Regions from separate parts of the Homo sapiens genome. Here all the other regions are linked to region 1. A link is a loop called in an ENCODE intact Hi-C map of the cell type or tissue named here. Cell type or tissue: Calu3. All regions are shown on one strand.

Region 1 (8,000 bases):
CAATATCTTTGTATTTTTTGTTTGTTTTGTTCTTTTGACAAAAACAATTATTAAAAAATTCAGTAGGTGAAGCAACTTAATCTTACTTTGTGAAACTAAATCTAAGATGCTATTAGTTAAGTTATAAGAAGAGCTGGTGTTTAGCAAAGGCATATTAGGTTCTGGGGTAGGGCTTTATCTGCATTTGTATCTTATTTAATCCACACAACAGTAACAGTCCTGCAGAGGAATATTCTTGTTTGAGCATCTCTTGTATGAGGCACCTCAGTTTGCTCATCTGTAATTCTGTAATCTCTAACTCTCTAGAGATAACAAAAGTCTATCAGGTTTAAGTGGCAGAGCCAGAATCTGAATATAAGTCTTTCTGATTCCAAAATTCAAGCTAGTAGATTGACCAACAGTCCCAGTTTTCTGGGATGCAGGATTCTCAGCCCTGAAACTAGAAACGTCTTATACAAACAGAAAGAGTTGGTCACCCTACAAGCAGGATGCCTCCCATCCCAGGCACTGAAGAAGTATTCATTATCAGGAAACCCTTTTTGGTAAGTCACAGAGGATGTGTCCTGTGCAACTGCCCCTGACTCTGCTAGAAACCATGTGTGTGTACTATAAATCCTCTGAAGCTTTAAATCCTAGGGCAGTTTTGGAGCCAAACAGAGAGGCTGGGAGACTGAGTTCATTGGGATTTCTAGTATGAATGTAGCCCCATTAATTGGCTCGGTTTGTGTTGATAAAACAAGAGTCACAATCTGACTTGTAACAGTAGTATTTGTAATTTTCATTCTTGCTTTAAAATATTGCTGCCCTGTTGTACCCACAAGTGGGTACAGTTTTGGGAAAGCTTGGAAGATTTCCTCTATTCCAACCCCCATCCCCTTCCACATTTTCTGTGAACTCTCTGTGTCTCTGGAGGCTTTCACTGACCACCAGAAATGGGGACCATCCTGCACAAAGCTTTTGTAGCTTATCAGTCTTCCTTCAAAGCCTGGGCTCCCTTATGAATGTGTTTCTTTTCAGACAAATTATTTTGATCTGTATCCAACTTCTGAAGGACACTGTGTACTTCCACTGCCTGTAAAATACTTTTAAAGAAAGGGAGTTGACACAGAGGGCCACAGATTGTGAACCTTATTATTGCTGGGGTGAAGGTAGAAATGATCATTAGATCCTCATGTATCTACCTGTAGTTACAAAATTAATCTTTACTCAAAAGATGAATCCATATGAACATTCTGGTTTCTTTTTTCTACTCTTTTTTTTTCTATTTCATTTTTTATTTTTAGAGATGGGGTCTTGCTCTGTCACCCAGGCTGGGGTGCAGTGGCACCATCGTAGCTCACTGTAACCTCGAACTCTTGGACTCAAGAGATCCTCCCACCTCAGCCTCCTGAGTAGTTGGGACTACAGGTATGAGCCACCACACCCAGCTCTCCTCTTGTTTTAAATATTCTGACCCTAGTTCATACCCTGTCAGTGGCCTCTAGAAACTTCCTATGGTGACTGTTCTGGAAAGGGCAAGTCAAGAGAAGACAAGCAGGTCACCTGACTCCCTCCCTCTTCCTCTCCCCACCCCCCACCCCCACTCCCCCACTGGTAGTGGGAGCGTTATTCCCTAAAGTGCAACAATTGTCAAAGGATGGAATGGCTGGCTGGTTCCTTGTGTTAGTGATTGCTGTTGTATTTCAGTTGTTTGGGTGCATGTTTGAGATTAGTTTTTAAGACTTATTAATTAGATTCACACAGGGGACGTTGTAATCACTTAATAGCCAATATGCTCATTGTATAATGATGTCAAAAGGTGTCTAATTATTTTTGGTTCATACTTTGTTCACGTTTTTCTGTAACTGTGTTACAAATGAAATACTTTTCTAGAATGCATTCTTTCTTCTGTGATTGGTGTCTATTGTCTTGCAAAAGGAATAAATAAAGTAACAAGTTCTCAAGTGATTCTCATGGAGAAGGGGCTGGGGAATGGAGGGCAGAATGAAGGCAGGGGAGGAGCGCACCAGAAGAGGGAAAGGAGATGGAGCAAGACGGGGTGGAGTGTGGGGGACACTGGCAGCAGTAGCAGAGAGAGGGGTCAGAGGAGGGGTGGGGAGCCAGTGAGGAGAGGCACAGATAGACTGAGAGGTACATACGTAGAATCATGTAGACAGATACAGAACAGAGATAAGAGAGAAATTCAGAGACACAGAGACTAACAGATGATGGCGGTGCATAGAAAGAGACAGAAGGAGACACGCAGACCAGTAGGGATTGGTCCTTTTCCTTATGATATCCAAACATCTCTCATTGTACTGCTGGTCATTTTACGTGTTTGCTTCTTTCTGGCTTTAAAGCTCCATGACTCATCTATGTTTCCATGTGTGTGGACTATTGAGGAATCTGTTTTTTGGAAAGGTGAGCTTTGACAGCCAGTATAAGTCATTAGGAACACCATCTCTGGAACCAGACCATCCAGGCTCAAATCCCAACTGCCACCTACTTGCTGGATGACCTGCACAAATTACATAATCTCCATGTGCCTCTGTTTCTTCATCTTAAAATGGGGATTATAATAGTGTTTTCCTTATAGGGTGCTGTGAGGATTAAATGTGGTAACATATACAAACCTATTAGAACAGTGTACTCAACAGGTACTGGCAATTATTACTATGTTTGTGAAAGGATCCTGAATTCCTTTGAAGGAAAGTTCACAGTTAAATATATTTTTATGAATACTGAAGAGGCTACAAGTTCCTGTCTTTGACTTTTGGCCTTGAACCTTACTTTTAATGTAAGGTGAGAGTGGAGAGTTAATAGACTGAGAGTGAGGAGTTGCAGCTTCTAGTTCCAGCTCTGCCACTGACTAGCTGTGAGATGATGAGTTTCTCTGGACCTGCTGTCAGATAATATACAAACTCAGGGAATTTTAGGTCTTTGACAATGTGATGTTGAGACCTTTCTGGCATACGAGTTTTAGGATTTGTCTGTTATTTTACCTCTATGCAGAGGTTTTGTGGACCTAAGCTTTTTGGAAAGATTGGGGATTGATCATACCAGTACCCCTGGGAGAGAGAAATGTGTGTGCTGCTTTGTAAATAATAAAAAGGGAGAAATGGTGAGAATAGGGGACTGGCTTCCTATAGCCATGCTTATGATCATGGTTGTCAGCATTATTATCTTATTTCTTTTTCTTTTCCACTCTGGGGGAGGAGCAGTATTTGAAAGAGGGGTCATATCCTGGGGCTAAACTGGAGTAGAAGGTGCTGGATGCACTGTGGAGCTTAGTTCAGAGAAGGTGAATATTTCATCCTGTAAGATGAGTTCTAATCTTGTATTCCGCTCCCCAGACCTAGGCAAATGGCAGTGCAAGCCAAGCGTATCTCTGGTGCCTTTTATCTCCCTTTCCAAATTCCTCTTTATTACTGTCATGCTTCTTTTGATTATCTGATGCCTGTTATCCAACCCTGTGTGTCTCATGCAACAAAATGATCTCCTGCCCTTTTGCAAAAGGCCTGCAAACTCTTAATTCCCTGAGTACTGCTGTATTAGCCAAAGATTAACTAGTGCTGATGACAGAAGAGTTCAGCTCTCCAGGGCATACTTGGATTTAAAAAGAGCATTTTGAAAACTGTTGGAATGTTGAAAAAGGTACTCCTTCAAGCTGAGAGCTTTGTGGATCTCTTCCAGTCATGGCTGCCCTGGGCTATCCCTTCCTACCTTCACGGTAACTGATCTTCCAGGGGCTAGAGCACGAGGAGGCAGGATTGAGTAGTAACATATAAATATAGCCTGGTGGTTAAGAACATTGGTTTTGGTGTTAACAAAGCTGTAAGATTTAAATTATACTCTTCTTAAGGACCTTTTGAACTCTGATGCTTTTATAAACGATTTCTGCTCTAATTGAATGACCTTGAAGTGAGTTCATCACTGAGTCTCAATTTACTCATTTGAAAAATGGGAATAATGACATCAAATATAGTTGTTGTGAGGATTAAGTGTGCCACTCTCCTCAAAGATATTCACCTATTCATGGCACATAGAAAATGCTCGACAAAGAGTAGCAACGCTTAGGGACAGCTTTTATGGCTTGCAATCTGTACAGTTGCACAGGACACATCCACCAGGGGCTAGAGCACAAGGAGGCACGATTGAGTAATAACATGTAGACATATTGTGGTGGTTAAGGACACAGGCTTTGGCATTAACAGGTAAATGCAGCCAGAAAGTGGCAGAGCCAGAATCTGAATGTAAGTCTTTCTGATTCCAAAATTCAAGCTAGTAGGTTGACCAACAGTCCCAGTTTCCCGGGATGCAGGATTCTCAGCCCTGAAACTGGAAACACCTTGTGCAAACAGAAAGAGCTGGACACCCTACAAGCAGGATGCCTTCCATCCCAAGCATGTGAATTCTGTTTCTCCCCTAATTATATGACCTTGAAACGAGTTCATCATTTCCCTGCATTGGGTTAATGCCTTATTGTTATCGTCTTGAAATTCTTAATCATATTTGAACAATGTCCCTACAGATTATGTAGCCAGTCTTGCTACTACCGAGCTGCACTTGACCTCCCCGCACTCATCCTGGCCATACTTCATCCCTGTCCCTCTCCTTTCTACTGCCTGGTGCTTTGTCCCATTTCCTTGCCCCCAAGGCCTTAGGAGGGTGTAAAAAAAAAAAAAGATAAATTCCTCAGGGAAAAGATGTGATTTGGCTCACAGCATATGGAATATTCAAAGATAGACATCATCTGTTGCCCACATTTTTATGAGACTGACATGCTGCCTGTAGCATTGAGAAGGCACTGGTTGCCTACACTTTTAGAAGTCATTTATTAATGGCTTCCTAGGGCATGCCAACTCTAAAATCAAGCCACAAAAATGATACCAGGTAAAAATTGATCCTGTGAATAACTGTGACGGTGGCATTTGGGTGAAAGGTCTTGAAATGGGCTGTGTCTTTTCCCTCAACTTTCCTCACCCGCTTTTATCACACTCTCCCAGCCAGTGTCAGATTACTTCTCTTCTCATCTGTCTCATAAATAGTTCTGGCTTGAGTTATCCCCTACCGTGATGACATATGATTATTCAAAGAAAGATTTTATAGAAAATGCATTGTTTCTATTTGGAGTTGGGAGACTAGGGAAAGGTATAAAGCACGCCACAGGGGCACAGCCTTGATTGACTTTCTGTGCTCAGCTTAGCCGTTCAAGCCCGGGGTTGTGTCTGGGTAAAGCTGTTTGACTTTGGGTAAGTCCTTTAACAACCTGAGGTCCCAGTGTTCTTAACTTTCTACAGTTTTGTTCTAATCCAGCATTCTTGAACTAGCACATAAGCATAACTTGCTAAATAAGCACCACTTGCTAAATACAGGCTTAGTGACAAGGAAGTTATTTGGAAAATGAAAAGAGGGCAATTCTCCCATCAGGACTTGAGAAGCCTTGGAGTTTTCTTTCTTTATTGAAAAGACTCATGAGGCCTGTCCAAATCTCAAAGTTGCAGAGTGGAAAGTTTTGTAGTAAGCTTCATGGATGTGGGATCCTGGCTCAAGATCTGAACTCCTAGCTCAGCCCCTTAGTATTCATGAGGGCCTCTGCTAAGTAAAAGGAACCTATAGGCATATGGGACCCCACAGGCTGTATGTATGTTCTTAGCTGAGTATCAAAAAGGAAACTTCCATAAATGTTCTAAGACTGAGAGAGGCACAGCTGAGAAGCAAAGTTAGGGATGATTTTTTGGAAGCTTAGCCTGATTTTGCTCTGTGCATTATATAAATGTTAGCTGGAGTACAAAGAATGGAAAGCAAGAGGGCAAAGGTGGGAGGTGTTTGTAATTTGGGAAGTGCAAATGAGTACTTAGTTGTTGTTTTTTTTCCATTAAGTTTGCTGTTGATATAGTGAGACTTGTGACTATGTATCTTATGCATTTTAGTATCACAGAGACCTGTTTTACTTAATCTGAATAATCTGTTGGGTTTTTGGGCTGCTGACAGATTTCTCATCTTGAGATTTCACCTGTGATTTGTTCTAAAAGAACTTTGATACAGGGACTCTTTAAGTTAAAACTAATTCTGAGACCAAGAAGCTGTCCCAGCTCGTAATTCTTCTTACATGACAGGAGCCAAGCCATGTGGCCTTCTGAGGTTTCAGTATCATTAAAGTCCCGTGGAAACACCAAAGCCCACTGGCCCCACTTTTTGGTGCTTATACTGATGCTGCTGCTTCTGTCTTACAGGTCCTTACATCATGCCGAGCCTTCCTTGTAACAGCGCGAATCCCCACCAAGGTAAGTGTTGATGAAGTCCTTCCTTCTGCACTCACACTCACTCATACCCACTCATGCATAGTCACTCATGCATTCTTACATGTGTGCACACATATTCCTTCATATACTGCAACACAACACACACACACCTCACTTACATAGACTTTTGATTTAAGCTGTGTTCAGATTTCTCTTAGCACATTCAAGTTTTCCTTCCTTCTTCCCAGAAGCACCTAAAGGCTGTAATGAGAAACATATTTTTTACTCCTTTGTTCCCTCTCTTTGTGTAAAGGCATCCCAAGAAAATCAGTGAAGGATTTTGTGCTCTATGTCCCTAAGGCTCCATGTCCCAGTTATTTTTCTCTCTCAACTGGGGCTTGATTTCCACTTTATTCAAGTCTACTTCTTATTTCCTTCGGTGATCCGAAGTACTGGCAGATTTTTCTAAGACTTCAGACATGTGGGGAGTAACTTTCATAACTCCAAAGAATACACTACCAGAAATGTAACCATCTCAGCTGTTCTCCGTCTACTCTGATGTTGCCTGTAAGAAATAACAAGATGCCACTCTGTTCTTTAAAAGAGATATATAACATTTTTCATAAGATGTCCTTCATTACTTGGTGCAGAATTCGAACTGATCGTTTGTGGATTAATCATAATAATGACTTATTTTGTTTATGTTAACTAAAAGGAGTTTATCATTTTTATATGATATTGACTGAATGGTCATAGGAAATTGAGATCTTTTTCCTAAAAAGGTGATAACATTTACTGGAGTGTTGTTTTAGTAGATAACTTGATCCTTAACAGAATCTCATGAGAGCTATAAGTCTTATTATTATCCCCTTTATTGATGAGAAAACTGAGGCCCAAGGAGGTTCAGTAACTTGACCAAGGTTAAACTTCCACTAGTATGTGGCACATGTGTGATTCTAATCAAGGGAGGCTGGCTGCAAAGCCTCTGCTTCTGTTATTGCTAGAATCTAATAAGTTATTTACTAAGTATGTAAGGATACAGTCTCATTTAATTCTCACAGTAACATTGTAGATGAGTGATTAGAAAATAGCTAAAAGACAGACACTTCTCAAAAGAAGACATTTATGCAGCCAAAAAACACATGAAAAAATGCTCACCATCACTGGCCATCAGAGAAATGCAAATCAAAACCACAATGAGATACCATCTCACACCAGTTAGAATGGCAATCATTAAAAAGTCAGGAAACAACAGGTGCTGGAGAGGATGTGGAGAAATAGGAGCACTTTTACACTGTTGGTGGGACTGTAAACTAGTTCAACCACTGTGGAAGTCAGTGTGGTGATTCCTCAGGGATCTAGAACTAGAAATACCATTTGACCCAGCCATCGCATTACTGGGTATATACCCAAAGGACTATAAATCATGCTGCTATAAAGACAAATGCACACGTATGTTTATTGCGGCACTATTCACAATAGCAAAGACTTGGAACCAACCCAAATGTCCAACAATGATAGACTGGATTAAGAAAATGTGGCACATATACACCATGGAATACTACGCAGCCATAAAAGTGAGTTCATGTCCTTTGTAGGGACATGGATGAAATTGGAAATCATCATTCTCAGTAAACTATCACAAGGACAAAAAACCAAACACCGCATGTTCTCACTCATAGGTGGGAATTGAACAATGAGAACAGATGGACACAGGAAGGGGAACATCACACTCTGGGGACTGTTGTGGGGTGGGGGGAGGGGGGGAGGGATAGC
Region 2 (8,000 bases), 55 kb after region 1:
AGTGATTCTAGTTTTTGTTGTTTACATTCCATTTTTAACTGAGTGCAAGCTCCTGGAGAGCCACTGTATCCAGTTTTTAAAAAATTTCCTAAACTGATGCACGTAGTGCTGCACATGCTGTAGACATTTGGATAACACTGTTGGAATTATCACATTATACTTAGTAGCTAGGTTTGAGTGTGTCTCCCTTTAAAAGTTTCATTTCCTTATATTCATCCCTGTAGAAAATGATGCTTTTAATGTACTTGGCACTCAATAAAAATTAGTAGAATTAATTTAATCATGAATGATTTGTTACACGTCTCCCCTACTGGCATTTTAAAGAAAAGTTGGAGACACTTTCATACATTTTCCTTAATAAATTTGTATTACAGTATTTATACCCCAATGAGCTATAAATCTTCAAAGCATTATGGTAAATTACTTTTCCGGGTGCACTGCAAGGTAGCCCAGAAATGGTAATGATCCCAAGAATTATTTCTGGTTATTAGGATAATCGCTGCAAAAACATTATCTAAGTAATCACTTTTTATCATGACAACACAGAATAAGACCAATTCCTTTGTATGTACATTGTGAGATAAAGAATTATACTGATAAGGGTGTCACCATTTTGAATATCATCACTGTCAGCATAATGTAAATTGTAGGCATCAGGTCAATTGGAATTAATTTTTCTCTTTCCTCCTAAATCAGTGGGACACATTAGAAACCCAGCAATAGTGTAAAAGTGGCATTATAGACAGAATGGAATCAAACAGCAAATAAGAATTATGAGAGCCTTACATGCTGTGGTACTTGGGGTGTATCCAAGTTAGGTTTTCTTAAAAATACTTGGCTAGAGAACTTGTGCCACATTCAGACTGTGTTCCAATTATGGTTAATCCAGTTGGGTATTTGTGATCTGATAAGTCAAAGTACTGTAATATTTTTATGTGCTATTTTAAGAAAAGAAAGTGCTTTGATATTATATGCTGTGGCACATAGAACATGCCTTCTTTCTCTCACTCTTTTTTCTAAATATCATGAAGTATTTAATACAGCCTAGGTTGCAAGGAGAATTTTAAAATCACTTTGTGTGTGTGTGTGTGTATGTGTATGTGTGTGTTTGCATGTGTGAAACGGGGTCTCACTCTGTGGCCCAGGCTGGGATGCAGTGGTGCGATGACGGTTCAATGCAGCCTCGACATCCTGGGCTCAAGTGATCCTCCCACCTTACCCTCCTGAGTAGCTGGGACTGCAGGCGTGCGCAGTCTGGGACCCCACCCCACTACTTTTTGTATATTTTGTAGACATGGAATTTCACCATGTTCCCAAGGCTGGTCTTGAACTCTTGAGCTCAAGTAATCTGCCTTCCTCAGTTTCCCAAAGTTCTGGGATTACAGGCACAAGCCAAAATGACTTTTTAATGTATAAGTAATATTAAGGTCAAGAACCACTTTAAATTAGTTTTGGAATGAAGCAGGTTATAAATATAAAAACATTAATAAAGAAAAAAATGCCCAATTCTACCACCAGGGCACAACTCTTCATTTTTCACTGTCCCCTGAAAATTTTGTTATAAGTTACTCATTTTAATTGTTGTAATCTTGTTTAACATATATGCATAATAGTTATATAACTACATAATGGTTTTTTTGACATTTTTTATTACATGAGACATGTTTATTAACATGAGACAATTATTTATTAAGCTTTTTCCTATTATTAGGTTGTTTCCCACTTTATCCTATTTATGCTCCAGTAGGAACATCCTAATACCAGTTAGTGTTCATCAAGTACTTATTTAGCCTTCCTATTAAGTTTATGACATCTTTAAACCTTAATTTTCTTATCTATGAAAATGGAATAATAATCTTTAATGGTTTTATAATGAAATACACATAGAGGGCTTAACTCAGTGCCTGGCACATGGTGAGAACTCTGCAAAGATATTTTCAACATCATTATCATAATCACTAACACTTAGTCTTCAGCTCTCCATTTTGAATGTCACTTTCTTTGGGAAGTCCTCTAAGTTTCATGAGCCTGGATTAGGTGCACCTATATGTATGCATAGCACTACCAAAATGGTCTTTTTATTATTTTATCATAATTGTATATTTTTATCATTTCATTCAGGCTGCTATAACAAAGTGCCATAGATTGGGTAGCTTATAAATAACAGGTTTATTTTCCAGTTCTTGAGGCAGAGAAGTCCAAGATCAAGGCTCCAGCAGACTTGGTGTCTGGTGAGGGCACAGTTTCTTGTTCACAGGTGGTGCCTTTTAGCTGTGTCTTTACTAAGTGGAAGGGGCAAGATAGCTCTCTGGGGCCTCTTTTACGAAAGCACTAATTCCTTCATGAGGGCCCCACCATCATGACCTAGTCAGTTCCCAAAGGCACCTAATTGCTAATGCTATCACAGTGGGGAAATTAGGTTTTTAACTGTGAATTTTGGGAGGTCGGGGGACACAAACTCTGACCATAGCATTCTTCTTGTCTGTTTCCCCTGCTGGATGGCACACTCTTGAAGGCCGGGACTTTCTCCTTTATATCATTGTATTTCCAGGATCTTCATCACGATGGTGCGTAGTAGTAGATGCTCATTCAAGGTTTATTGAATGAGTGAATGTTTTACTTAATTAAAACTTTGCATTGCATAGATTTATAACAATAAAGTTTTTCTTCTTTAGAGTTATGGAATAGTCAAAGAATGTTTTCTGTTACAGTCCACTGATGTCTGTGAACAGATCTTGAGGGTGGTGAGTAGGTCCAATCGACTGGAAGAATTGGTGTTGGAAAATGCTGGACTTAGAACGTGAGTATTTTCCTGAATATATAAATATGTTGCTTTAAAACTCTGTGCCATTTGCTCTTCTAATTAATTCATAGTTTTTTTTTTTTTTAATTGGGCTGATCACATATACAGCAATGTTTTTCCTTCTGGGAAAAAAATATCCCTATAATTGCCATCATCATGAAGGCTAAGAATTTGGTAACATCTCTTGATAACGGTGTCACTTGATATTTTTGAGAGTACATAGTATAGTTTTTAAGAGCATGGATCCTTGAGCCAGATGTCTCCTGGCCTTGCACAAGTTGTTTACGCTTTCTGTGCCTCATTCTCTTCACTCTTAAAATGGGGATAATAATAATGCCTATTTTATAGAATTAAAATTGCTAGGGTAAATGAATTAATATATTTAAAGTACTTGGCAAAGTGCCTTTTACTCTGTAGATGGTATATGTAGGTTTAATTATTATCGTTACTGGTGGTCATAGTGATAACATATTTCATATGACTTTACTGCTTTGCTTTGATCAGTTTTAGTCATTTTTTCTCCCTTTTCAGGTTAACACTTGCATAGTCTTTATCTAGTGGTTTAGTAGTCACTACCTAAGCCTACTGTTAAGAGCATAAGAGTTAGAACCTAGTAGAATAAAGATTTTACTGCTAAGTGAGGAGGGTTGACAGTTTCATAATCATAGCACTTAGTACATTATTTGAAGTTAAACATAACTAAAACAGTGGTTTTAATTTTTGCCAAAATGTAGCACTAGCAATTGTAACCTTTAAACTTAATAATTAGTGTAATCAGTTTTGCATTCACAATTGCATGGAATGAGAAATAAGATGTGGTGAATACTATAATTTTCATGAAAAGCAGGTTCAATCCAGGATTTTTTTTTTTTTTAAATTATGGAGGGGCCAGAAAGTACTGTTAATAGCACACAACAGAGTGCCTTTAAAGGGGCAATTGTATATTTTCTTTTTGCTTTTGGCCAATCAGAATGAACCGTTTTCTGGCTGTGGCTTTACAAATTCTCTAATGAGGTGTTAATGGGTATTAAGAAATATATGCTATATAGACTAATATTGTAAGGGAGGTTTCTCTATTTAGATTTCACTCTGTTCTAAGCTTTAAATGTTCCGTTCGAATGGTTTTACATTTTGTTATTTAATCTTATTGTTTTGTTTACACGCAGAGATTTTGCACAAAAACTGGCCAGTGCTCTAGCACATAATCCCAACTCAGGACTCCACACAATTAACCTTGCTGGCAACCCACTGGAGGATAGAGGTACTGCAGAGTTCTCATTATCATTGATGCCAGAATTGTAAGAGGATTAGAGAATTTTAATTTAGCCATGCCTGAAGAGCTGTATCAAGCTAAGTTGTAATTATAAGTGCTGTTAATGGTCCTGTTGGCTTCCAGTTCTTTCCACCCTTTCATATAAATGCTTATGTTACAATTGTATGATCTGCTTCACCTTTTTTGAAGTGAAACAAAAGGAAAGGAAGATATTATTTTTAATATGTTTTATTAGTTACATAGTCCTGCATAACAAATTACCACATACTTGGCAGCTTAAAATGATACAAATTTATTATCTCATACTGTCCTTGGCTCAGGAGTCTGGGTACGGGTTAGCTGGGTTCTGTGCTCTGGGTCTGTCTCTCAAGACAAGGCAAGTTGTCAGCAAGGGTTGTGCTCTCATCTGTAACCTGGAGTCCTCCTTAAGTTCACTGGTTATTGGTGGAATTAATTTCCTTGGAGCTATAAGCTCGATGTCCCCAGTTTCTTACTAGCTGTCAGTGGGCACCACTCCCACCTCCTAGAGGCTGTGCTCCTAGAATGGTTCTTGCCATGTGACCCCCCTATCTCACAACACAGAAGTTTGCTTTGTGTGTGAGGCCAGCTGGAGTACATCTCTCTGATGCTTTAGTTTCTTTTAAACAGTTCACCTGACTGCATCAGGCCCACCCGTGACAATTTCCCTGTTTTTCATGAACTCAAAGTCAAGTGATTAGTAACCTAATCATGGTAGGGATGTCTCATTACTGTTGACCCTTGAACGACACAAGAGTTAGGGGCACTGACCCCAAGCAACCAAAAATTCACATGTAACTTTTGACTCCCTCAAAACTTAACTACTAATAGCAGGGTTGACTGGAAGCCTTGCCAATAAAAAGTTGACTAACATGTATTTTGTATGTTATATGTATTATATATTGTATTCTTTAAGCTAAATAAAATTTTATTAAGAAAATCATAAGAATAAGAAAATATATTTCCTGTTCATTAAGTGGAAGTAGATCATCATAAAGGTCTTTATCTTGGTCATCTTCACATTGACTAGGCTGAGGAGAAGGAGGAAGAAAAGAAGGCCTTAATCTTGCTGTGTCAGCAGTGGCAGAGGTGGAGAAAAATCCACACGGAAGTGGACCAGTGCAGTTCAAACCCATGTTGTTCAAGAGTCAACAGTATATTTACTGCTCCCCACCCCCATATTCAAGGAAATTGCACAGGGCGTATACACCCGGGGGTGAGAATCTTGGGGACTATCTTAGAATTCTATTTACCACTATTATCTTTTAATATTTAACAAGATTTGAGTGTGAGAATAGGGAAAGGATGAAGGACTGTAGTTCACGAAGAGTCAGAACATTTTATTAAAAGTGTTTGCATGGGTAGAGAGAGGAGTCAGTAGGTTTAGAAAGGGAAACTTGAGAATTTGAATTCTTAGTAGAACACTGATGGACAAGGTTTAAGAAGGAATTGGTTTATCTCTAGTGGGACTATTTTGTTTTCATTTTCTGTTGCAAATGTTTTCCAGGTTTGTTGAATAAGGCCTTTCACCTTTCAATGTTATATTTGATGAGTATTAATTTTTTTTTTTTTTTGAGAAGGAGTCTTGCTTTGTCCCCCAGGCTGGAGTGCAGTGGCGCGATCTTGGCTCACCGCAAGCTCTGCCTCCCAGGTTCATGCCATTCTCCTGCCTCAGCCTCCCGAGTAGCTGGGACTACAGGTGCCCACCACCATGCCCAGCTAATTTTTTGTATTTTTTTTTTTTTAGTAGAGATGGGGTTTCACCGTGTTAGCCAGGTTGGTCTCGAACTCCTGACCTCGTGATCCACCCACCTCGGCCTCCCAAAGTGCTGGGATTACAGGCGTGAGCCACCGCACCCAGCTGAGTATTAATTATTAAACTGAGCTGAATATATGATATAGATGTTCAGTTTTTCTTTTTGTCCTTAATATGGTTATTGTTCTGTGCTGACAAAGATACCTAGGTTGTATTCAAGCAAAAATCTCCAGCGTAACTTGTCATCATCTAAAGTAGTGAATCTACAGGAAGGTTGAGACTGAATTAGAAAACTAGATCACGCAAAAAGTACCCTCATAGAATAAGCCAAAGCTGAAATTAATGGACGCATAGTAATGGAATAGGAGTTTCTCTAGGGTATACTCAATTCTTAGGAAAAACAAATGTTTCTCTATTAGATACTACAGAGAGGTGAATGTGACAAAGTAGAAATCATGGTGATCACTGTTTATAGGAGGGCTATTTTTGGTTTTGTTTTTAAAATGGGAAGGATTCAGTCATATTTATCGACAGACAAGAAAAAATCTCTAGAGGGAGGTAGTTGTTTGAGGAAGGTTCTTAAGCAAATGAAATCTAGAGTTAAGATGGACCAGGAAGGGGACACTTCTCAGTGTTTAGAGAAATGCAAATCAAAGCCACAGTGAGGTACCATTTCAAAAGCAGTAGTGTGGCAATAATCAAAATAAGTCTTAGAAAGGATGTGAAGAAATGGAAACTCCTACATTGCTGGTGGGAGTGTAAAATGGTACAGCCACATGCAAAACATGTTAGATAGTTTCTTAAAAAGTTAAACTTGGCTGGGCGTGGTGGCTCACGCCTGTAATCCCAGCACTTTGGGAGGCCGAGGTGGGTGGATCACGAAGTCAGGAGATCGAGACCATCCTGGCTAACACTGTGAAACCCTGTCTCTACTAAAATACAAAGTATTAGCTGGGCGTGGTGGCAGGCACCTGTAGTCCCAGCTACTCGGGAGGCTGAGGCAGGAGAATGGTGACTGGGGAGGCAGAGCTTGCAGTGAGCCAAGATCGAGCCACTGCATTCTAGCCTGGGTGAGAGAGTGAGACTCCGTCTCAAAAAAAAAAAAAAAAGTTAAACTCAAATCTGCCATATAACCCAGAAATTCCACTCCTAGTTTTATCACCAAAGAGAAAGGAGACTTAGGTCCACACAGAGACTTGTGAATGAATGTTTGTAGCAGTATTAGTTATAATAGTCAAAAAGTAGAAACAATCCAAATGTTCATCACTGGAGAGTGGTTACATAAAATGCGGTATATATAATATGTGCACTGGAATACTACTCAAAAGAGAATGGAATTCTGACACATGCCACATCATGGATGAACCTCAAAAACACTGTTGAGTGAAAGAAGCTAGACTTAAAACACCACACATTGTTTGGGGAGATGGAAGAGGAAGAATGAATTTGAGGCCCTTTGTTTTCTCTCCCGTTGTCCGCTTCATGTTCTCTGAGGTGCAGCCACATTAGACAACTTGTCACCACAGGTGCAGTTTCTTCTGTCTTGCCCTCACTTTGGAGCTCCTGTGCAAACTTCCATAATAGCACTTACTTCATTCTGCCCACATGAGAACTAGAGGTGGACATTTCTTCCCTCATGCTTCAGCACCTTGCTTCCTCTCATCCCCACCTTCTGGGTTTTCTGTCTCCCCTTCCTTCTTTCCTAAGATGCAAAGTGTCTAGTGTAAGACTTCGTCCACAATCAACAAATATTTTCTTTAAATCGAATTTGATTGATTTGATTTTATTCAATCTTAATGCTCTTGTATAGTTTTTTTATTTGCACTTGAAAATTACGGTGAAGTTTGAGAGATTTGTTTTGGATAGAGTCAGACCATGTGTTCAAAGATGATGTTTGCCTACTTTTTCCCTCTGCTTTCCTACTCCTGAGACCTGACTTTGTGTCCTTTTATCTAGCTGCGTCCCATTCACCAGTGCTGTCATCATGAATCATTCCAAGGATAGCCTTGAATGCTCCTGCCAAGTCTGTTGTGTGGTTTCTGCTCACATACCCTCAAATTTTGACATCCTGGAAATATTTTCGCAGACCAAGACTTTTCTCATTTCTGCCTCTTCTAAATTCATTCATTGCTGTATTTGCCAGTGCTCAC
Region 3 (8,000 bases), 58 kb before region 1:
ATGAAAAAAGAAAAAAAATTAATTGGGTGTGGTGGTGTGCACCTGCTACTGCGTAGCAGTCCAGAGTAGTTGCGTAGTCCCAGCTACTCTGGAGGTTGAGGCGGGAGGATCACTTGAACCCAGCAATTTAAGGCTGCAGTGAGTTATGATCGCACCACTGCAACCCAGCCTGGGTGACAGAGCAAGACCCTGTTTGGAAAAAGAAAAATAAACAACCAACCAACCAAAGAAACCTCTCAGAATAAATGCCTGAGAGCTGTTTCTGCTAAATATCTTTCAATTTAAAATTTTTTAATTCTGGTAAAAAGAGAAAACCACATGAAATTTGTCATCTTAACCATTTTTAATTGTGCAGTTCAGTAAAGTATATTGACATTACTGTGCCACAGATCTCTGGAACTTTTCCGTCTTGTCTGCTGACTATCTTTTATGGCAGTGTAGGGTGAGCCATGTCTTTACACAGTTGTTCATTCACTGCTTGCCCTGCTACTTACACTCCTCCTGCAAAATGCCCCTAGCTTATAGTACAAGAAAGAGGTTTCTTTGGCTGGACTTTCCTCCTTCTAAGACTTCTTTTTTTTTTTTTTTTTTGAGACGGAGTTTCGCTCTGTCGCCCAGGCCGGACTGCGGACTGCAGTGGCACAATCTCGGCTCACTGCAAGCTCCGCTTCCCGGGTTCACGCCATTCTCCTGCCTCAGCCTCCCGAGTAGCTGGGACTACAGGCTCCCGCCACTGCGCCCGGCTAATTTTTTGTATTTTTAGTAGAGACAGGGTTTCACCTTGTTAGCCAGGATGGTCTCGATCTCCTGACCTCATGATCCACCCGCCTCGGCCTCCCAAAGTGCTGGGATTACAGGCGTGAGCCACCGCGCCCGGTCCTCCTTCTAAGACTTCTGTGTCAGCCATTCAGTGAGTTTGCTCAAGTCCTCTTACAGTCCTTACCATTTCATTAGTTGAATGCTTAAGTAGAAATGGGTTTAAAAAACCAGAGATTTGGTTTAAAGAGAGGGAATATCTGGGAGCAGCAAGGATTCTAGGTGGGTAGGGTGTAAACCTCACCAAGTAACTCAGCTGAAAATACTTTCTCAATTTAGTACAAGGTCCCAGCACGGAAAGATGTACAAGGTTATTTTTCCTGGCGCTTCTCCCTTCCGTATAGCCCATATGTTAGTGCCCTTAGTTCTTAATGCCCTCTGGCAGCCAAGTTCTTATCTTGGGGAGCTACATCACAGGTGTTGGGTGCTGTTTAATTTTCAGCTAATTGAGCTTTTTTGCTGCTAGAGTCTTGTATGGTGTTTTCTTGAATTCATGAATTAGTCATTAATTTGTGTTTAGCAGGCAGGCACCCTGGCAGTCTGTGGTCTGTCCAGCAGACCTTCTTTTGGACTGGACGGATGCTCTTTGTGCAGTTTTTAGTGAATGATGGTGGGAAAAACAGAATCCTCTTCCAGAACCCTTAAACGGCAGCCTTTTCTTTACTTCCAGCTCTTACCTTGCAGGTGGGTGTGGGTCTTAACTTCAGAATGGCTACTTTTAGTGGGGTTAACTATTGGGGTAGGATGGAGACTGTGTTCTGAGGCTCAGCAGAAGTCATTGTGTTTTTTTTTTTTTTTTGGCACTCTGTAAGGTTTGAGGAAATTCTGTGATTTGAATGAATTTTTTCTCAGGAGGATTTACTTCTAAAATAAACGTAATTAATTAGATAACTGGAATTTCCTACCACTTAGATGGTTGTTGTCAGGTTCTGTTTCCTTGCTACAATTTGAAAGCACTTGAAATTTCAGATTCATGAATTTATACCACAAAAACTCAAAACAGTTGAAAAGTACATAGATGCTCATGCCTGTAAGCCCAGCACTTTGGGAGGCCGAGATGGGCAGATCACTTGAGGCCGGGAGTTCGAGACCACCCTGGCCAACATGGCAAAACCTCATCTCTAGTAAAAATGCAAAAAAATTAGCCGGATGTGTTGGTACATGCTTGTAATCTCAGCTACTTGGAAGGTTCAGGCATGAGAATCACTTGAACCTGGGAAGCAGAGGTTGCAGTGAACCAAGATTGTGCCACTGCACTCTAGCCTAGGGGACAGAGTGAAATTTTGTGTCAAAAAGAAAACAAAAATAAAAAAACACATTTTTTTGAGTGTTATGGAGTTATGATTCCAATTCTTTAATTTTAATAAGCCTTGAAAAGCTGCAGTTTACTCCATCATGAGTAGGGATAAGCTTCTCAGTATAAACAACCTGTAGTTCTGTGGTTAATGAAATAAGAAGCTTGAACTACTTTCTTAAGTTAAAAGTGCCTTTTCAGCAAGTAGATGCTCAATGAAGTTAGCACACCTATTTCAACTTTAATCAATAAGGTGGAAATAATGCAGTATGGCAGGTACATTACTTTCAGTTGCATTTTCTAGGTGTGATTATCTCAGAGTTTGAAATCGTACATTTTATGATTTTATGTTAGTGCAGGATGAATCTTTTCAGTTATAACTGAGCTGGCTGTGAGCATTTAGCCTGACAGGTTGGGCTGCTTTTCTTACTGGTTTTGTCCGTATAAGGAGTACCACAGAAGTACCTCACACGCATTTTAAAATAACTTTTCGGTAATAAAAATTAATATTGGTTAAGAATAAACTTAGCTTATCTAATGCGTGGGCCAACCATTTCTGAGCAAAATTGTGAGCAGAGTTTGTCTTGTGTGTTGGCTGTGGTCTTAAAAACACTAGCAGACAGTGTTATGTTGACTGTAATATTTCTTCTGTAGAGTAAAAGATAGATTTCATTTCTGGGTGAAGCATTGTAATTGGCTTATACTTTTGTTTCTGGTCATATTATGTAGACAGTAGAAAAGAAGTGGGAATATAAAGGTAGGAGAGGTATTACTTGAATGTGACGCATAAAAAGTATATAAGTAGACAGAAAAGAAGTGGGAATATACAGGTAGGAGAAGCATTACTTTTATGTGATGCATAAAAAATATATAGAGTTTTCTATTGTTTTGGGGGTGGGGTTAGAAAACATGCTATAGATAAAGAAGAGTCAAAATTAGAAAATTAAGTAAGATGTTTCCTGTTATACTTAAACATTGCAATACTTACAAAGCATATCATAAGGTATATATAAAGTGGTCATTATGAACTTTCTTTACCCAGGTCAAGCAACGCCTCTAAGGGGGAAAAATAATTTGGTGAATCCCCATACTCTATGATAGGGCATATAGAGCCATTTTATTATAAAGAAGTGATATATTGCTGAAGTGAGTACTAAGTAGCAAGCAGTGGAAATGTGTACCATGCATTTCTGAGAAATAATGCCTGGGAATGCACTGCAAAACAGGTGTACTTGGTGTATATGCAATTTAAGTAACATAACAACTTGAGAAGGATTCAAAGATGGGAATAGCTATCATGTGAATGAAGGCATTGCACTGTAGAAATATCTTACTATAACAATTTTATTATATGATCATTGTGGCCAAGAATACTGATCATTTAGCTTAGTTTTAGAAGCTAAATATGAAGTATCATCATTCTATGTACAATGTATTCTGTGGTGGTTGTGCATTTATTATTGGGATCACAGCGTGTCTTTTTTCTGCCAAGATGGACACTGGGCACCATGGTCACAGGCTTCTTGGGTGCTACTAATAGAAGGCTCTCTCTTGGCTTTCTCTGTTGGGCAGAAGTCTGTGAATGCCATTATAGCTAAGACTCTCCCATTCTGGCCAGGAAAGGAAGCTGGAAGGACTTGGACTCACTGATTTGTGCTGACACCCATTCAGCCCTGCCGTTGGAACTCTTTAATGTGCTTTTCAGTGAGCTAGTGTTTCAGAACCTCATGACAGGGCAGGCTGATTTCTCAGATGCATACTTCTCTGACCTCTGGCTTCCCCTAGCTCACTGAGGCTCGTTCTGCCTGTTGATGAGGCTCTCCTGGCAGATTTGACACTGGACCCAAGAGGGCAGAAGAATCAGCTGTTAAGCTGGTACAGGGCTCAAAGATAAATAAGAAGACACTCAGCAGAGCGTAACTTTGAGGCAGGCACACAACCACTTGGGTCAGTGTAGTATTTGGGGCATGTGGGTTTGTGTTTGGAATTTGAGAGGAAGCACTCTGATGATCCAGCAGCCTTTGTGCTCCAGTGACATGCTAATTTTTTTTTCCTGATATTGGGATTGCGTTCCCTTGACTATTGCAGCAGAGAAACTGAAATGGGAATCATTTCCTGTGGGTGCACTGATGTGCACAGTGGGCGGAACCGGGAAGGCAAGTCAGAGGCATTTTTCTCATTTCTGAATCCATGAGTCTGGCTTTTCCCTTAGGGTATTTGGGCCAATTGTTATAGTGTGTCCCACTGTGTAAATTGAAGGTTTAGCCAAGTCTGGCTGAATGGTTTAGTCTTGCAAAAACTAAAGCACTTTGTTTTTAAAAAAGGAAAAAAAAGTTTAACTTTTTTTATTTTTAACATGGCATTATTGGACTAAATGATGTTAGGCATGTTAACAGAGTAAAAGGGAGAACTTCTTTCTGCAGTTTGGCAGGCCTGTCACTTCACAGGTGTATCACTGTCCAAATGAGGGATGCCAGATAAGACATCATTCAGCCTCCCGGAGGGGTGGGGGAGCAGGTGTGGCACAATACAGTCATTGTTCATTGTCTTCCCGCTTACAGTATTGTAAAACCTGCACTGCATTAAAAATCCTATTAATAGAACATTGGATTAGGAAGAATACTTAGGCTTCTCCCTCCTTCCATCAGTTTTAAAAGGAATTTAGAAAAATCACTATTTCTTGTATGTATGAGTGGGGGAGGGAAAGAAGGAAGAAAAGAGAGACTGACTTTGTCTTTGAAATACAGAAGAGAACATCTTGCAGTGAGGAATGAGAATCTAAAAAGATAACCAGGCTTCTTGTAAGAAAACTTTCATAGACAGTTATTCAGCAGGCAGATTTTTAATTTTCATGTTTCCAGCTTGTTTAGTCTGTGGGGACTTTGATTTCTGGAAGCCCACTGGGATCGCTGCTAAACCTTACATACTTTTTTTGTTGTATCAAATTCAGTTCAACTACCAGAAAATTTTTTTTGGCAATTATTTTTTTCTCTGTCATGTTTTCTGTCCAATGAGAGGAGAAGACTGGGATAGCCAAGGCAAATGCTGCTCAAATTATTGTGCCCAAGAGGAGAGATTTGGCCCTGTGATACTGCAGGGGGACTGTTGAGAAAGAGTAACAGGGACATATTGGGAAGTGTGCAGCCTGGGCTTCCCAACTGATGTCTTAGCTAATTTGAAATGTTGTGATTAGACCTTCCCTTATTCACGTTGAGGAATGAATATGCTGACAGCCATATGCATGTGATTTTAGGATTATTAAGTGTAATGGAATGTCCAAACCATCACTCAGTTTTACATAGCACCCTTCAAGAACTAGAATGCCTGGGAAACATGGCTGTCCCAGTTAAGTTGAGGTTTTATCTGAAACCCATTTTGTTTTCAAACATGTTGGAAATGTTCCTAAAAATGCCTGAGTGTGCTTTGGGGGTGTGCTTGGTGAGTATGCTTTCCTACCCTTGAGTGTTTGAGACTTGTTTTCATTATGTTAGGGGCTTATGATAAAGTCTTCATTTTCAGATCTTTATGTAGAAGATATATATAATTGAGCAGATTTTGAAGTTTCGCTCAAATCTTGTTTGTATTTAAGAATACTTTTTCTTATTCATTATTCTGATTAATTTTTCTTTTAAAACTGGCAACATTTTGCAGGTAGTTTATGGTTTTGCAAATTAGAATATGGGTCATTCCTCTAAATAGAAACAGTGTTTTTGGTCTTGATGGGTCTGTGAATTAGGTGAAACTAGTTTTATCTTTCTCCTTCTACTTCTAGGGGAAAGTCTTTACCTTTCCCCCCCTGCACACTCCTCCCACCCCACCCTTCCAAGCTTGATCTCAGCAAATTCATTGACTTCCAAAATTCATTTATATGACTTTAATCTTAAGTCATCTTTATGAAAATGGCTTATCTTTAACTTACTACCTGTTTCAGGAATAGTTGCAGGCAGAGCTTTTTTCTTATTTTTCTTGGTATGAAAGGCTTTGTATCCTGCTAAAGGAATTTCAGGATTTATAGTTATAAGTAGCTATATTTTTAGTCATGAGCTTTGCTATGGTTTGAAAGTGTCCGCCAAATTTCATGTGTTGGAAACTTAATCCCCAAATCCATATGTTGGTTGCATTTGGAGGTGGGGCCTGTGGGATGTAATAAGGGTTAAATAAGGTCATCAGGGGGGTTCCCATTGATGTTACAGGTGGCTTTATAAGAAGAGAGACCTGAGCTAGCATGCTCTTGCTCTCTCACCGTATGATGCTCTCTACTATGTTATGACATAGCGGGAAGGCCCTCGCCAGATGCAGACTCTTGAGTTTGAACTTTTCAGCCTCCAGAACTGTAAGAAATACATTTCTTTTTCAGGACCCATAAGACAGAGCAAAAAATAAAAAGAAAAAAAGAAATTAAAAAAAGAAAGAAAAAATTTTAAAAAATTCTTTTGAAAAATAAATTACACAGTCTGTGATACTGTGTTATAGCAACAGAAAATGAACTAAGGCGGGTTCCCAGAACCTTTATAATCACATCAGCTTGTTAACTGCTGTTCCACTTGTAAGCAGCTCCCCCTCAGGCCAGATATTACTGGCATAAGTGGAAAACCTAGGCACCTGAAAGTTTCTGACAGCCTTTCAGAAAGTTCCAGAAAGGAGTGCCTTTGTTTTCCTCACTAAGTGAGAGATTAAAAAAGAAAATCAGTAAAAGTCACTTCCCCTAATGCCTACAGTTGTCATCCTGGAATCACACTTTTATTGAATCCAATTCAGCAAACATTTATCGAAGACCAGCTATGTATAGTTAAAACCACTACACGGGCCGGGCGTGGTGGCTCATGCCTGTAATCCCAGTACTTTGGGAGGCCGAGGTGGGTGGATCACCTGAGGTCCGGAGTTTGAGACCAGTCTGGACAACATGGTAAAACCCTGTCTCTACTAAAATTACAAAATTATCTGGGCATGGTGGCACATGCCTGTAATCCCAGCTAATTGGGAGGCTGAGGCAGGGGAATCACTTGAACCCAGGAGGTGGAGGTTGAGGTGAGCTGAGATCGTGCTATTGCACTCCAGCCTGGGAAACAGAGACTCCGTCTCAAAAACAAAACAAAACAAAACAAAAAAACCACTACACGAGCTGTAGAAAAGCCCATTTGTTTCTCTTCTAAAGTATATAATGGGGCTGGGCACAGTGGCTCACACCTGTAATTTCCACACTTTGGGAGGCCAAGGCAGGCACATCACCTGAGGTCAGGAGTTTGAAACCAGCCTGGCCAACATGGTGAAACCTCGTCTCTACTAAAAATAGAAAAATTAGCTGGGCATGATGGCACATGCCTGTAATCCCAGCTACTCTGGGGGCTGAAGCATGAGAATTGTCTGAACCTGGGAGGCGGAGGTTGCAGTGAGCCGAGATTGCACCACTGCACCCCAGCCTGGGTGACAGAGTGAGACTCTGTCTCCAAAACAAAGAAAGAAAAGAAAGAAAGAAAGCACACAGTGGGTGAAGAAAGTACTCACTACTCAGGTAGTGAGTACCTGACCAATGTAGAATGACTTTTAAAATTCCAGACTTGGGAGCATTTCTCAGGATGCCAGTAGGTATTAAAAATTATTTTTGACCAAGTAAATTTGGAGAAAGATGGGTTAAGTGAAGTTGGATAGGGATTTTCTTTTTTATCGGTGCTTCCAAAGGGGGATGGTATATGCAGCATTTCCCAAATTTATTTGACCAGGGACCATGTATTTATTTATTTAGGAGCAGCTCAGAGGACTAGTGTTCCATGGAGAACACTGTGACAAAGGCTGTTCTACACCACGGAAGATTTTTTTCCTCTCTCTCTTTTAGAGGGCTCTTTTATTTTGGTGTATACATGTTTATTATTCAGAGCCAGCAAACTCTGTA

The links. Peaks named below come from ENCODE experiments on the same cell type or tissue, not always from the same donor. Only the 100,000 strongest peaks of a DNase experiment are listed, where the experiment ranks them.
Region 2: a loop joins it to region 1, with 1.9 times the contacts of the local background. A loop is called at or near these places in 4 of 110 quality-filtered maps.
Region 3: a loop joins it to region 1, with 1.9 times the contacts of the local background. A loop is called at or near these places in 8 of 110 quality-filtered maps.

What each region holds. Positions count from the first base shown.
Region 1 is chr6:25,413,899-25,421,898 of GRCh38, forward strand. It overlaps CARMIL1 (capping protein regulator and myosin 1 linker 1), which reads left to right. Exons shown (of 37, transcript NM_017640.6): 3 at 6,216-6,266. It overlaps LOC124901281 (a long non-coding RNA gene), which reads right to left and starts at 7,394. Exons shown (of 3, transcript XR_007059512.1): 1 at 6,404-7,394. In Calu3, no CTCF peak of the experiment used is centred here; DNase peaks (open chromatin) are centred at 4,913 and 5,183.
Region 2 is chr6:25,468,458-25,476,457 of GRCh38, forward strand. It overlaps CARMIL1 (capping protein regulator and myosin 1 linker 1), which reads left to right. Exons shown (of 37, transcript NM_017640.6): 10 at 2,712-2,800; 11 at 3,970-4,064. Among named protein-coding and RNA genes, the nearest start is that of SCGN, 180 kb to the right of the region's middle. In Calu3, a CTCF peak has its summit at 4,127; no DNase peak of the experiment used is centred here.
Region 3 is chr6:25,355,478-25,363,477 of GRCh38, forward strand. All of the region lies in intron 2 of CARMIL1 (capping protein regulator and myosin 1 linker 1), which reads left to right. All of the region lies in intron 2 of LOC124901281 (a long non-coding RNA gene), which reads right to left. Among named protein-coding and RNA genes, the nearest start is that of CARMIL1, 80 kb to the left of the region's middle. In Calu3, no CTCF peak of the experiment used is centred here; DNase peaks (open chromatin) are centred at 4,254 and 4,604.